Regions from separate parts of the Homo sapiens genome. Here region 2 is linked to region 1. A link is a contact called in ENCODE Hi-C or POLR2A ChIA-PET data. All regions are on one chromosome and are shown on one strand. Each heading gives the region's core, a stretch centred on a gene start or an enhancer-like site at or near the end of the contact. The rest is flanking DNA. Distances are from core to core; before and after follow the strand shown. Region 1 has its middle 51 kb from the start of PHLDA1-AS1. Region 2 overlaps LOC105369844 (a long non-coding RNA gene).

Region 1 (7,612 bases), core at 1,998-4,497:
ATAAAAACATTAGCTGGGCGTGATCCCAGTTACTCAGGAGGCTGAAGCAGGAGGATCACTTGAGCCGAGAGGTTGGAGCTATAGTAAGCAGTGATTGCGCTACTGCACTCCAACCTGGGTGACACAACAAGACCCTGTCTCAAAAAAAAAAAAAGAAAACTCTGAGACCTTGAACCCATTACTGCTAATAAACCCAATAACTTTTCATTCTGCCTAACAAAAATAGACCCTCCTTTAAAAAGTGGTTGCCAAGGGCACTCCAAGGTCATCAGGCAAGTGAAATAAGAGACAGCTTGATAGAGAAGAAAGAGAACTTGGCTTTGGAGTTAGACCGTTTAGTTCCTCATTATGGCCATTTCTAACTACATAATGATGTTTAGTTACTTAAGTGCTCTGAAATGCAGTGGCCTCCATTACAAAATGGAGCCAACAAAAAAAAATAAGTATCTCCTGGTGTTGTATTTAATAAGATAATGGACTCAAAAGTGCCTGGCACAAAATAGGGGTGTAATAAACGTTAATTTCCTTTTCTGCCTCTACAAACCTGCCTGAGCCAATCAAGGAAGAGAAGGAAGGCGAGGAAGTAAAAATGGTTAAGAATTACATTTTAAGTCCCATTTCCACTCAGCTGCTTTTCCTAGCTCAGCAGAGAACATGTCAGACTAAAGAAGATCAAATAATCTTTGGGGTGAGTTGCCCTGATAAAGAAATATGCTGAAACAGCCTGTATGTTCTCAAAGTAAGAAACCAAAAGGGGAAAGTTCAGGACCTGTAAATAGATCCTTTTCATGCCCAAGTTCTGCAGATTTTACAACTTGCTGGGATATTTCCCAGGGAAATCAGAGAGAGGGGATAGTAAGAGGTGGCAGGGGGTTGGCGGGGAGGATTTCTATATTCCCATCACAGATCATTTAACTCTATTTGCAGCTCAGGAACCCCAGAGCACAGGAGACAGACCACTGAAAATTTCGTGCTTATTTTACCTCTTCACTGTCATTACTTTAAACATGTGTCTTAGCAGGAGTATTATTAGTTCATGACACAGTAGACATGGATAAGCATTTTTATGGAATTTTAGGGTGGGGAGAGAATAGATATATACCACTCTAGCCCAAAGTCATCCTGTGGTCGCTACTTAATACAAGTGAATTACATAGTGCCACCGGCAGAAGATGGAATTGATACTGCTTTACAAAATAACAACCTTGCATACATAGGTGGTAAGAAAAGCAAGGAAATGACTACCACAAAAATCAGGGTAGTGGATACCTCAAGACAGGAGAAGGGAGGTACGTCTAGAAGGTAAACAAAGGAGGGACGTCTGGGCTGGCCATGTTCCATTTCTTGATGGAGGGTATTCACTTTGTAATTATTCATTGTACTATACACTTATGCCTTCTGTTTGCATATTCTATTTCATAATTTTTAAAGGTTTAAAAAAAAGAAAATAATAACCTCTCTTCATTGAGAAAATAATACTTTGCTGTAGGTTTCAGCCCTAGGTATTGCAACATTACCATCATCCTCAGTTGATGTTCTTGTTCCTCCCATAGATTTTTATTCTGGAAGAAGAAGAGGAGGGTAGTATTTTTTTTTTTTTTTTTAAGACAGAGTCTCACTCTGTCACCCAAGGCTGGAGGCCAGTGGCACGATGTCGACTCACTGCAATCTCTGCCTCCTGGATTCAAGAGATTCTCTGCCTCAGCCTCCCGAATAGCTGGGATTACAAGTGCCCGCCACCACGCCTGGCTAATTTTTGTATTTCTAGTAGAGATGGGGTTTCACCACTCTGGCCACGCTAGTCTTGAACTCCTAACCTCAAGTGATCTGCCCACCTCGGCTTCACAAAGTGCTGGGATTACAGGCATGAGCCGCTGTGCCTGGCTAGGAGGGTGGATTTTTGAAGAGCCACAGGTAGACTGCTGTTAATACTCCTGTATAGATAACATACCAGGGAATGTTTTAATACAGGAATATGCTTGAGATATATACACACAAACATAATACACACACACACACACACACGTAATTTTTTTTTTTTTTTTTTTAGAGAGAGACAGGGTCTTACTATGTTGCCCAGGCTGGTCTCAAACTCCTGGCCTCAAGCAATCCTCCCGCCTGGCCTCCCAAAACGCTGGGATTATAGGTGTGAGCTACTGCATCCAGGCTTTTGGGGTATATTTCAAAGAGTCCAATTACTCTTGAGTCAGAACTCAGTGAAGCTCTACAAGATACCAAAATGTTCTCCAAGGGGTACGCAGCATTCGCAAATCAGAGTCATCAGATGCAAAGAAAGGGAATACAAATGGGCTTATGAAATCATTGGAAAAAATACACAATTTTTCAGGAAATATTAAGAACTCAGTTCCTCCTCCAATTCAGGGCATAGCAGAGCCTCAGGGCCTCTATGTGAAGAAAATCCCTCCTGTGTTTGGCATCTGAGTGACTCACCCAGAAAACCATCCACTGCGTGCAGCAAAGAGGAAATGAATCATGGAAGCTTCTGACCTTTGCACTTGTCATCTCTGCACAGGGAAACCACCCACAGACAGTCTCAGCAGAACTGGAGTCAGGGCAGTCAAACAAAGCACACACAGAAATGATGCAAATTCACTGGCAGGGAAGAGCAAGAGAATCAGGGCAAGAGAACGCAGCTCAGGGGTTGCAAATACAGGATAAACATTGGTTTTGTGATACAGAAAACTTAGCAGTTGAAACGGCATTGAGGATGATTTGGCAGTGCCCACTGACCTGTTGTTTTAAGCAGGAATCTGAACCCTTACCCTGCTGGCTGGGGGTGGGAGTGGAGTGGAATGGCATGGAAGAAAACAATGACCTTTGAATCTCCATCTTATATTTGGTATTTGGAGAATTTGCTTGGCTTGCGTTAGAGGAAGTAGGCCAAACTAATGCCAGTATGAGAGTTGGAATGGATTTGATAGAGTCACATTTAAGAAGATGAAAGCCAACGACTGCATTTTGAAAAGGCCATGAGTTCACAATAACTGGTCCAGGAGTACTAACACAATCTGAAGAATTATCTACAGCCATAGTCCAATACTTCACGTTGTGATTTGTTTTAAACAAAATCAGAATGCCTTTAAAATGCTAATTTGGAAGATAACTATAGTTCATCCTAAAACATGTACAGAGTAGAAAGCAAACACCTAGCGAGGACAGAAGGGCAAACCTCAAACTGCCTACATTACTGAATACAAGTGCATCAGGACTGTACGCTGAGATGCGATTGCTCTCAGCTTGTCTGCTCACCCATCAATGATGAGGGGGATAAGTGACTACCTACTGAGTTGCAGAGTTCAAAGGCATTTCCCTTCACCCCAAGGTGAGTTTTAAATGCAATTTCCCTTCTCACATGGGTCTACAAAGTACAGCTTCCTAAATACCTTTTTTAAAAAGAATATACCATCCCTCAAAAAACATCACCCAGGCCTTTGCCCTCAGGATAAACTTGGCAAGGAAACCTTGTCCTTACTAGTTAGAAGACTGGGAATTAGGCACTCGTATGCCACACAGTTTAATACGGAGCTCTCTCCTGTGCTTGATAACTCAGGCTGATAGAAGACATTGGATATTGGATGGTGTTCTGGTCACAGCTCAAGAAGGAAGATTTGGGGCTGATCTTAGAAACTTCCCTGTCCCTTCCATCCCACTTCTCACTCTGGCTACCTTCATCTTCTCTCTTCTTACCCACTTCAACATCACTTTACTTTAGAGAAAGGAGATTAGTCATTTCCAAGTAGAGAGGCAGCATTTATTGCCCTGCACCCTGTAGTTGCCCTTAGCATTTACCAACGGAAATGGAAGTGATTCAGTCTTCTCTCACATCACAGAACTATAGTGTGATCCTTTGCACACCGTTAAGTGATTTACATACAAGTGGTACCAGGGAGTGCTAGTATTCTCTTTCCACTCCCTTATGAAGTTCCATCCCCACTTCTATCAGTATATGCAACTAATGAACTAGTATATTTCTGCAATAATAATAATTTTTAAAACAGCTATCATAAATTTGATATTTACCATATGCCAGGTACACTGCTAATTTTTTTTTACAAACATTAATCCTTTTAATCTTCATAGTAACCATATTAGATTGGTGCTATTTTCATCCCCACTTCAGATGGGAAATGATGAGTTTAGGGGATTGTGTAACTTGCCCAAAATCAAGCCAAAAGGTAAAGGAGCCAGGATTTAAGCCCAGAGCTGTTCACCTCCAGAATCTGAGCTCTCAGCCACCACACTATAGGCCCTAGGAGGCTGAGGGCAGGAAAAGAAGCAACTGAATTCTATTTGTTGCTACAGTGATTCTGGTCACCTTTTCTTTATGTAATCATAGCAGGCAGTAGACGGGAAACATAATGAAGTCTTATTTCCAAGAGGACATCTCAGCTGTCATCTATGAATTTTCGATATTTCTTTCTTATGTATAAGAAATGAGAAAGGAAGAAAGACAGCAGCAGAAGCCCTAGAAGTTTGTAGCCTTATTTCCCTATTCCTGGATAATGGGGAATTTGACCTTTCTGAAAAGATGGTCTTTCAAGCTTGACCAATAAAAGCCCCATCAGAAACACCTCATCAAGCACACATAGAAAGGGGCCAATTGGGTTCAACTTCTCATTGGGAATTCATCGTCTGACCTTCTGTTGGGAACAACATTTACGATAAGATAAATCACACTCTCATCTTCTCCCACCATTTTGAACCGGAACTAACCTATCAACAATTTAGTGAGCATCTGTCATGTGCATTGAGACTATCACGATTACTTTGTAGCAATCACAGAAAAATTAGACAGTCTGTCTTTAATTAGTGCATGTTCCCCATAGCTTGGCATTTAGTAGCTAGTTTATTGCAGATGTACAGTACAATTGGTTTCTGGTTCAGGACCTCATTATGTTCAAGACAATACATACACATATATACATATTTATTTTTTAAATCAGCAGCTTAGAGATTCGAGATTTCTTTACGTTAATCAAAGTTCTGACTCTGGGAATAGAAAAAGACAACCCAACTTTTAGATTTCAAATGAATGTCACGGTTGTTAGAAATTTTCTAGGAAAACTAAAATCTTTAGGAAAAGAGAAATGAATTGTATTGATTCTCTTTTGCTGATTTAGTGGGTGTTTGTTTGTTTTTGACGGAGTCTCGCTCTGTCGCCCAGGCTGGAGTGCAGTGGCGCAATCTCTGCTCACTGCAACCTCCATCTCCTGGGTTCAAGTGGTTTTCCTGCCTCAGCCTCCAGAGTAGCTGGGACTACAGGAATGTGCCACCACGCTCGGCTAATTTTTTGTATTTTTAGTAGAGACAGGGTTTCACCGTGTTAGCCAGGATGGTCTTGATCTCCTGACCTCATGATCCACCCGTCTCGGCCTCCCAAAGTGCTGGGATTACAGGCATGAGCCACCACTCCCGGCCTCGCTGATTTAGTTTTAAACCCCATAGTGTAACAGGAAGAACTATCTTCAAGGATTCAGGTTTTGAAACTAGATCTAGTTCATATCCTGGTTCCTACACTTACTAGCTAGCTATAAGTTGAGCAAGTTATTTAAGCCCTCTAAGCATCCATCTCCATCTATAAAATGGGTTGTATGAACCGAATGAATCTTCTGTCTAAAGCACTATCACAGTGCCTGGCATAGAGTAAGAGTTCCATACACGCAGCTTACAAACAAAAAAAAAAGAGGGAAGGAAGGAAGGGAGGGAGGGAGGGAGGGAAAAATCCTCATTGTATTCTTCCAGTTACCAATTTGCAAACTACAGATGCCAAAGACAGGCTGGCCTACATGAGATAAGACCTGGCAGCACAATAAAGACTCGCCACAAAAATACTGGCTACAAAGCGGATTTTGCTATAAGGAAGGTCTATTTAGGGCCCAACCAAGGGAGCTTAGTGATTACTAAGGCACTCCTTTCCAAGGAAGTGTACCCATATCACATTCCCCATGGAAAACCTGTTGAGACACCAGTGGAAAAAGATTGAGAACCCGCCCTTAACTGAGCATTAGGTGGGAATTTGCCAAGATAATCAACGATAATTGGCATAAAAGAAAAAGGCTTTTGAAATCAGACCCAGCTAATTGGCAGAAAGAGAGGGTCAGACAAAGGGAGCACAAGAACCATGTGAACTGTAGTCTGAGTTCGAGTTAACCCAGAGTCATTAAAAAACATAAACCAAGTAGCTCTCCCACATCCCAATCTCTGCATTAAATAACTTCTTTCCAAAGTAAAGCTAGCGGGAAACTTGCAGGTGGAGTTTGATCATCTCGAAACAAAATATTAAACATAATTGTTATATATCCTATCCCAGCTGTTAATCATGAACTTGGCATAGAGACTGTCAGCAAAACTTCCCCAAATTAAGTTTCATTATTAGGTATGTATAACTGATTTCTGAATGAAACTGAGAAACTCACAAGTAATATAATGAAGGCTTAAAGAAATTCTCCATTCTGAGCCTTATGGAGTAGAGGAGGATAGAAGATAAATACAAAACCTCAGTATATAACAAGCCGTAAAAAATAAAACGGGGGAGGGGGAGGGGGAGGGGGAGAATAAATGGCAAAAAAAAGCCTAAGAGAAAAATTGCCAAGTTCTCACAGAATCTACAGAGAATGAGAGAAGAGAACATAGAAGCTGACAGGAAGAGTCAAGAAGAAAACCGTGGGAAAATGCGAAAGCGCCTTGAGGAGGAGCCAAATTTTAGTGGGTGGGAGAGATGAAATGATAACATCCGCAGGGACAGCCGAGAGGAAAGAGTCAGGAGTCGCCTTGGAGAAAAGAAAGGCTCCTGGAGATGTGGGAGGAGGCTGTGCTTAGTAGGAGCAGGTTCCTAGACATCACGGAGATGAACATGACTGTGGTTGTGGACAAGAGCAACAACACATATCATATAAAGGGCTTTATTGGCCAGGTGCGGTGGCTCATGCCTGTAATCCCAGCACTTTAGGAGATGAGACAGATGGATTGCTTGAGCCCAGGAATTTGAGACTAGCCTGAGCAACATAATGAGACCCCATCTCTATTAAATAAAATAAAAATTAAAAAGAGTTTTTCCACTCCTCCAAGAAAAGATTTTATTTTTTTCCTCCTGAGGTAATTTGTACGAGAGTAATGCCTATATATGTTTTTCTTTTTCTTTGCTTTTATTTTTTGCTTTGTTTTGAGACAAGGTTTCACTCTGCTGGAGTGCAGTGGCACGAGCACCGCTCACTGAAACCTCTGCCTCCCAGGCTCAAGCGATCCTCCCAACTCAGCAAAGGTGAAGGTGACAGAATCCTTGGCCACAGGTGCCTACCACCATATCTGGCTAATTTTTTTTTTATTTTTGTAGAGACCAGGTCTCCCTGTGTTGCCCAGGCTGGTTCCAAACTCCTGGACTCAAGGATCCTCCTACTTTACCTCCCAAAGTGCTGAGATTACAGATGTGAGCCATGCCCAGCCATATATATTTCCTTACAGCTCCTCTGTTATGAGGGGAAGTGGCGAGAATGGGTTAACCTGGGCACACTACAAAAGGCTGTGGGAGGATAACTGGGAGGTGGTGGCATTAAGTGACTCCACCACGCCTTGGCAGCTGGAAGCATGGAGA
Region 2 (7,612 bases), core at 2,388-4,887, 350 kb before region 1:
GGAACTGGAAGTCATTATGTCAAGTGAAATAAGCCAGGCATAGAAAGACAAGCTTTGCATGTTCTCACTTATTTGTGGGAACTAAAAATTAAAACAATTGAACTCACGGAGATAGGAAGTAGAACTATGGTTACCAGAGGCTGGGAAGGGTAGTTGTTGCGGAGAGTGAAGGAAGGAAGGGGGAAGTGGGGATAGCTAATGGGTATGAAAATATAGTTAGAGAGAATGAATAAGATCTAGTATTTGATTGTCCAACAGGGTGACTACAGTCAACAATAATTTATTATACACTTTTACATAACGAAAAGAGTATAATTGGATTCTTTGTAACACAAACAAAAGATAAATGCTTGAGGTGATGGGTACTCCATGTACCCTGATGATGTGATTATTATACACTGTATGTCTGTATCAAAATATCTCATATATCCCTTAAATATATACACTTACTATGCACCTATAAACACTTAAAATAAAAATTTTTTGAAATAAAAATAAAAAGATCAACTTCCTTGGAATAAGATGTTCAAGACTTCCTTGCAGAAAACTACAAAACATAATTGAGATAAACTTAGAATGGCATAAAGGGAGAGAGATACATTGTGTATGAATGCAACTTCCAACATCGCAAAGATATGTTTTCTTCAATCAAAATAACAGGACTTTTTTTGGAATGTGGCAAGCTGATTCTAAAATTGTAATGAAAATGGCAGTGGACCAAAAACCATCAATATACTCTTGAAGAAGAGAAATAAGGTAGGATGACTTGCTATACTGCATATCAAGGCTTATTTGAAAGCTACAGTAAATAAGAGAAAAATAGACAACTGTACCAACAGAATACAATAGAAAAGAAAAAGACCCTTGTTTATAAAGAAACTTGATATACAATACAGTAACCACTAAAGAACAGTGGGGAAAATTCGGTAATTTGAATAAATGATTCTGGGCAGATTGGATATCCATTTGGAAACAGAATAGAATCTTAATTACCTGCCTCCTACCCTACACAAAGTCCATTCCAAGTAGAACTTAGTTATAAATATGACAGAACAATAAACTTTCTAGAGAAAAACATAATAGAATATTTTCATCATCTAGGCTAGCCTTAAACAGGAAACAAAAACCAGTTTCTAATCATGTAGGAAAAGATGAAAATTTGGGTTACAGTTAGATGGATAACTTGTTTTCATCAAAACACTTTAAGAACATGGAAATTGGAGATGATATTTGCAAAACATACAACTAACAAAGAGGTTGAATCCAAAGTATGTTTTTAAAAAAAACTCATCAAATCAATAAGAAAAAGAACAGGCAACACAATAGAAAACTGGGCAAAGACTTCAATAGGCATTTCACAGAATAAGATATCTAAATGGCCCATAAACACACAAAGAAAGGCTCAACCTCATCAGTCATTAAGGAAATACAATTAGTATCACATTGTGATACCATTATAAAACCACCCAAATGGTAATATTAAGATTGAAAATGCCAGATGTTTGCAAGGACATGAAACAATGGGAACTCTAATATACTGTTGACAGGAGTATAAATTGGTATAACCACTTTGGAAGACTATTTGCCATTTTCTACTAAATTTAAAAATATGCAAAAACCAACAACTCACTACTTCCACGCCTAGATATATACCCAATATAAATGCATACACGCATGTAGCCAAAGGTGTATACAAGAAAGGTCATAGCAATATTACTGGCAATAGGCAAAAATTACAAACATCTCCAATGTTCATCTACAATAGAATGGATAAATGTGGTATATTCATGAAATTGAATAGCATACAGCCATAAAAAGGAATTAATCCCAGCTATACACAACAATAATGATGAATCTCACAAATGTAGTATTGAGCAAAAGAAGCCATACACAGAAGAATATATACTGCAGGCCTTTATATTGCTTTTAAAAAGATGCAAAATCAAATTATAGTGCTTAGAAATGCATTCTTAGGTGGAAAACTATAAAGAATATCAAAGTAATTAGCATAGTAGTTAGCATATTGACTATTTTTGAACTGGTAGTGATTGGAAAGCTGCAAGGGGGGCTTCTAGGGTATAAGAAATGCACACATTCATCTGGTAGGTGACAATCACATGAGTTTTCTCTGTAATCACTGAGGTATATATTTTAAAATTTTGTCTACTTTTCTTTCTGCATTATTTCACAGTGGAGAAAAGTTAAAAGAAAAGAAGCAGATGATATAGTCTGTCAATTCATGTTAAAGTGCTGCAAAAAGATCAAATGGAATGAGAAAAAAATAAAAGCTTTAACATTTGATAGTTACAGGTAATGTGCAGCCTTTGGAAGTTTCAGGGAAGTCACAGGGAGAAGAAGTAAAAGAGCCAGCAGTCAAGAGTTAAAGATAAGCAGATAACAGGAAGCAGACAGTAAGTCCCGCCTACTCCACTTTGGAGGGAAAGAAAGAAAAAGGCACAATGATAGCAAGGAAGGATGATGCTACTATTTTATTTTTTGGTGTGTTTCTGTTAAGACTGAAACAATTTGTGAGTACCTTAGTGGACAAACAGAAATGAACCAGTAGAAAGGGAAACTGTAAAAAATGTAACAGAGATGTGATGATTATTGGATCAACACCCTCTACACTGTGGCCTCCAAACTAAACTGTTTTACATCTCCTCCTGCCCTTTGTCCCAACATTTCACAGAGCATGTGGGAAAGGAAGTCAAAATAAGAGAAATAAGAGAAAGCTACATGCTCCATTGTCCATCACCATTTCCCCAGCCGAGAGTAGATTGGAGTGAAGAGAAAGGGAAGTTTTGCCCCGAATAAGGGATTAATGTTCTGAAATAAATTGTCCTTGAGTTTGGAAGGCTTGAAAATGGATTTTTTTTTTTATGTCTGAAATTGCCCTAAGAAGCAGTGAGATTCACTGGTGGTAAGGCAGAGGGAAGGATGAGGCCAAGGTTCAACCAAACTTAAAGACAATTAGGCAAAAGGAATAAGCTTTAGTGATCTATTGTACAGAATGACTGTAATAAATAACAATGCAGTACATATTTCAAAATTGCTCAGAGAGTAGACTTTAAATGTTTTCACCACAAACAAACGGTAAGTATGGGAGCTGATGAATCTGTTAATTAGCCTTATTTAATCATTTCGCAATGTAAACATAGATCAAAATATCACTTTGTACCCCATAATATACACAATTATTATTTGTCAATTAAAAATAACATTTAGAAAAAAACTTAAAGACAATAATGAGAGAGAAAAAAAGCTGGCTAGTGATTTCTCCTGTAGTGGATGCTGTGGTTTTCCACCTAGTCTCTCTCCATAACCTTCTCAGGGCTGAAGCTCTCATTTCTCCAGTATTGTGGGTGTTGGCAGCTGCCTGCTCTTAGCTTTCTCAGGTTTGCCTAAAGCCAAAGACAATCACCCTTCTGAGGTCATACTTCCTTCCTGTGTCCCATGACTGGCCTGTGTAGAACACTGTGAAGGGCCCACCTGATTCCAGAGCTCCCTACGGAATGAAGTGAGGCCTTGGCCTTGACTGCCATTCAGCTTATCCTTTTACCCCAGGATTTCTCAAATTCAGCACTATTGACATTTTGACCTGGATGATTCTTTGTTGTGGTGGCCACTCTGTATATTACAGGGTATTTAGCAGTGTCCTTGGCCTCTATCCACTAGATGCCAGTATGTCTCCAGATGTTGCTAAATATATCCTGGGGTTCCAAACCTTCCCAGTTGAGAACCATGATGCAATCCTGCCCTTTTGACAGTACCCCCTGAGGCGCTGATCCTAAGAGCATTCCCCAATAAACTTCCTGCATACAAATCACCAGATCTGTAGCGCACGCAACAAATTCAGTTCACTCAATAAACACATGTTTATTTATTAGTAAAGTATACCTGTACTACTGTAATTATATCATAAACACTATAGAGCATAAACAAAGAATAATTTAAGGTGAGATAAAAAAATAAACATAATTAGTAGTTCTAGCATTTTCCCCTACTCCTCAAAAGAATGTTTACTAGCACCTTCTAGGGAGCCTAAACCCTACATTGGAGATCAGTACCCTGGGAGCTGGGAGACATCAACAAAAAGAATGTAGGTGGAGTGTTCAGCCTTACTAACACTGAGTTAAGGGAAAACAGGGAGGATACTTAAAATAAAAATACTAGGGGTGACATGGTGATGGGCGGCAAGGTGGAAAAAGTCTGGTTTATATCCAGATGGTATTGATCACTTCAATAGGTATTAGATAAAAGGGACTTGTAGCTAAATAAAGGTCATGTCTTACAGTGTCTACAAATTACCTACTTAAATTCCTATGAAAAAAAAGTAAAACGAAACTTTAAAAGGTAGCAAAGGTAATGAGAAGTAAAGATAAGAAAGACCATGAATCAAAAGTTCAGAGGGAATTGCTTTTAGTTGTATCATTATTGGTAGGCCAGGCGCAGTGGCTCGCGCCTCTAATCCCAGCACTTTGGGAGGCTGAGACATGCAGATCAATTGGGCCCAGGAGTTTGAGACCAGTCTGGGCAACATGGTGAAACCCTGTCTCTACAAAATATACAAAAATTAGACTGGTGTGGTTGTACGTGCCTGTAGTCCCAGCTACTCAGGAGGCTGAGGTGGGAGGTTCACCTGAGCCTGGGGAGTGAGAGGCTGCAGTGAGCCATGATCGTGCCACTGCACTCCAGCCTGGGTGACAGAGACTTTGTCTCAAAAAAAAAAAAAAAAACAAAAAAGTATCGTTATTGGATTATAGATAAATTCTTGAACTTCCAACGCATTCTTTTACCTCTAAACTTAACATTAGGCCATCACAACATTTTATGAGCTTATTAAAATAATACCATACCATTAGAAATAAATAGAAATTTTTAGAGATTCACACAGAAACTGACAGATAATTGTAGTAAGATACTTCATTCCATTATCAGTCCATTTTAGACGAAGTAGTAAAAATAAATGAGATACAGGCTTTGAATAATGTTAAGTAATAATGTTGAAAACATGTTTTTCCCATTTACATTTAAGGCCTAAGTTTCTAACCACTCTTGGAGCATTCTTCAGCTTTTTCTGAAAGTGAGAGAGTTTCAGGGTAATAATCCATGTATCCTCAGGACCAAGTCCCTCATAGATAGAGCTATAGAGGCCAGGTACGGTGGCTTACACCTGTAATCCCAGCACTTTGGGAGGCCAAGGCGGGCAGATCATGAGGTCAGGAGATGGAGACCATCCTGGCCAACATGGTGAAACCCCATCTCTACTAAAAATACAAAAATTGGTTGGGCATGGTGGCGTGTGCCTGTAATTCCAGCTACTCAGGAGGCTGAGGCAGGAGAATCTCTTGAACCAGGGAGTCAGAGGTTGCAGTGAGCCAAGATCGCGCCACCGCACTCCAGCCTGGCAACAGAGCAAGACTCCATCCCCCCCCAAAAAAAAAAAAAAAAAATAGATGAATCTATACACCTCTGTGTATTCTAGAAAAGCATGGGACAAGCTCTTTTCTCAAACACGACAGTAAATGTGTATTTAATATTATATCAAAAGAAAAAACAAGAAATAATTTAAGAGAAACTTGATTGGAACATTCTATTTTTTTGGTAGTCAAAAAGTAAAATAAAACAATCAACAGCAAGATTGATCAGCCTAACTACCTAAAACAAAGCAATCATCAAAAACAAATAATATGTACTCAAGTTTATGTCAATAAAATGTAAACCTTAGATGAAACTGATACATTCCTAGAGAAATATAACCTACCAATACTGACTTACCAAAAAAAACTTTGTATTATAACTGTTAAGTTGACTAAGCATTTAAAAATCTACATTCAAGGAATAAATGAGCTGAAATAAATTTACAAGGTGAATTCCACCAAACATTCAAAACCAGGTTACCCCAATCTTATTAAAACCCTTAAAAAATGAACAAAGAGGGAGCAAACATTCTCTAACTCAAATTCACAGGAAAAAAAAAAAAAAAAGGACATGGAGGGCCAAGCTACAGAAGAAACGCAAAATACAAATGAACATATTAAAAAAGATCCAACTGCACTATAAGCTACAAATTCAAATTAAAACCGTAATTAGGTGCCAGTTTTGCTTCTCAAATTTGCAATTACTTTGTGGGTACAGTGCATTGAAGACTGGTAAGGGAACAAATTGTTACAACTTTTATAGAGAGCAACAGGAGAAATCTGGCAAGATGTATCAAAAGCCCTTTAAAATGTATATTTTAAATAGTTATTCTACTTATAGGAATGTATTTTTAGCAAATAAAAAGAATTGTGGGCAAATAGGGATGTCTATTACAATATGATTAAAAATAAGAATCAATTAAAATTATAATATTCATATGTGGGAGAATTCTTAAATATATCCTAATATATTCATTCAAAAGAGTGGTTTGCACCATATAAATAATATAAGGAATTGAAATAATTCAAAGAATATTTAGCAACATACAAAAAATATGACACAATATTATATATGCATAGAATACAAAACTAGAGATGAAACATAACCCCACTTTGTATGAAAAACACTGAAGATTAAGACATTAAAGACATCAAAACATTGATAGAGATTGATATGGTTTGGCTGTGCCCCCCGCAAATCTCATCTTGAATTGTAGTTCCCATAATCCCCACGTGTTTTGGGAGGGACCTAGTGGGAGGTAATTTAATCACAGGTGCAGTTACCCTCATGCTGTTCTCGTGATAGTGAGTGAGCTCTCACGAGATCTGATGGTTTTATAAGGCACTTTTTCTCCTTTTGCTCAGCACTTCTTCTTGCTACTGCCATGTGAAGGACGCGTTCGCTTCCCCTTCCACCATAATTGTAAGTTTCCTGAGGCCTCTCCAGCCCTGAGGAACTGTGAGTCAATTAAACCTCTTTCCTTTATAAATTACCCAGGCTCAGGTATGTCTTTATTAGCAGCATGAGAACAGACTAATACAGAGGTTATTTTTATGTCGCTAAGAACATATGTGATTTTTTTATTCCTTTGTTTTCCCCAAGTTTTCTGCGAGTATATATCACCTTATAACCAGAAGAAAAAAAATAGTCTTTTTAAGGATCTGATGAACTTATCTATGGTGTAAGGGTTATAACTAGAGTAGGGATTAAATAGAACAAATGGAAAAACTTTGACTTATCACTTTAGGAAACATTGCAACAGAATTAAGAAGAATAAGTAAAAAACACAAACTATTTGGAGCTGGATAGACATAGTTTTTTTTTCTTAAATAAAAAAAAAGTATTATTATTTTTATTCAGTCTTACTCTGTCACCCAGGCTGGAGTACAGTGGGGTGATTATGGCTCACCGCAGCCTTGACCTCCCCAGGCTCAAGCAAGCCTCCCACCTCAGCCTTCCCAGCAGCTGGGACCACAGGCAAGCACCACCACACTCGGCTAATTTTTGTACTTTATTTTTTTTAGAGACAGGGTTTTGCCATGTTGCCCAGGCTGGTCTCGAACTCCTGGGCTCAAGTGATCCACCTGCCTCAGCCTCCCAAAGTGCTGGGATTACAGGCATGAGCTACTGCACCCAGCCTAGACATAGATTTCAGTCTCGATTTAACTACCTATTAAATATGTCATATTTG

The links. A loop is a pair of places that touch in the nucleus more often than their neighbours do. ChIA-PET counts read pairs that join two places held with the same protein, here RNA polymerase II (POLR2A). Pooled maps may share reads with other maps.
Region 2: a loop to region 1 is called in a map of PC-9, with 16 times the contacts of the local background. The contact joins two enhancer-like sites. A Hi-C loop is called at or near these places in 4 of 168 maps with a recorded cell type or tissue (HCT116, HepG2, MCF 10A and 1 more) and 6 of 50 pooled maps. POLR2A ChIA-PET finds 5 or more read pairs at or near these places in 4 of 52 experiments (B cell, HEK293, HepG2 and 1 more).

Annotation. Positions count from the first base shown.
Region 1 is chr12:75,975,609-75,983,220 of GRCh38, forward strand. No RefSeq gene overlaps it. Among named protein-coding and RNA genes, the nearest start is that of PHLDA1-AS1, 51 kb to the right of the region's middle. RefSeq lists enhancers at 1,866-3,065, 2,394-2,563, 2,440-2,584, 2,594-2,643 and a cis regulatory region at 2,505-2,518. Within about 2 kb of position 3,248, at least 25 of the 41 ENCODE cell types and tissues checked have a DNase peak (open chromatin) inside an H3K27ac peak, as active enhancers do; they include HCT116 and PC-9, where a contact is called at or near this core.
Region 2 is chr12:75,620,299-75,627,910 of GRCh38, forward strand. The region is part of intron 9 of LOC105369844 (a long non-coding RNA gene); the gene reads right to left. Among named protein-coding and RNA genes, the nearest start is that of KRR1, 110 kb to the left of the region's middle. Within about 2 kb of position 3,638, at least 3 of the 41 ENCODE cell types and tissues checked have a DNase peak (open chromatin) inside an H3K27ac peak, as active enhancers do; they include HCT116 and PC-9, where a contact is called at or near this core.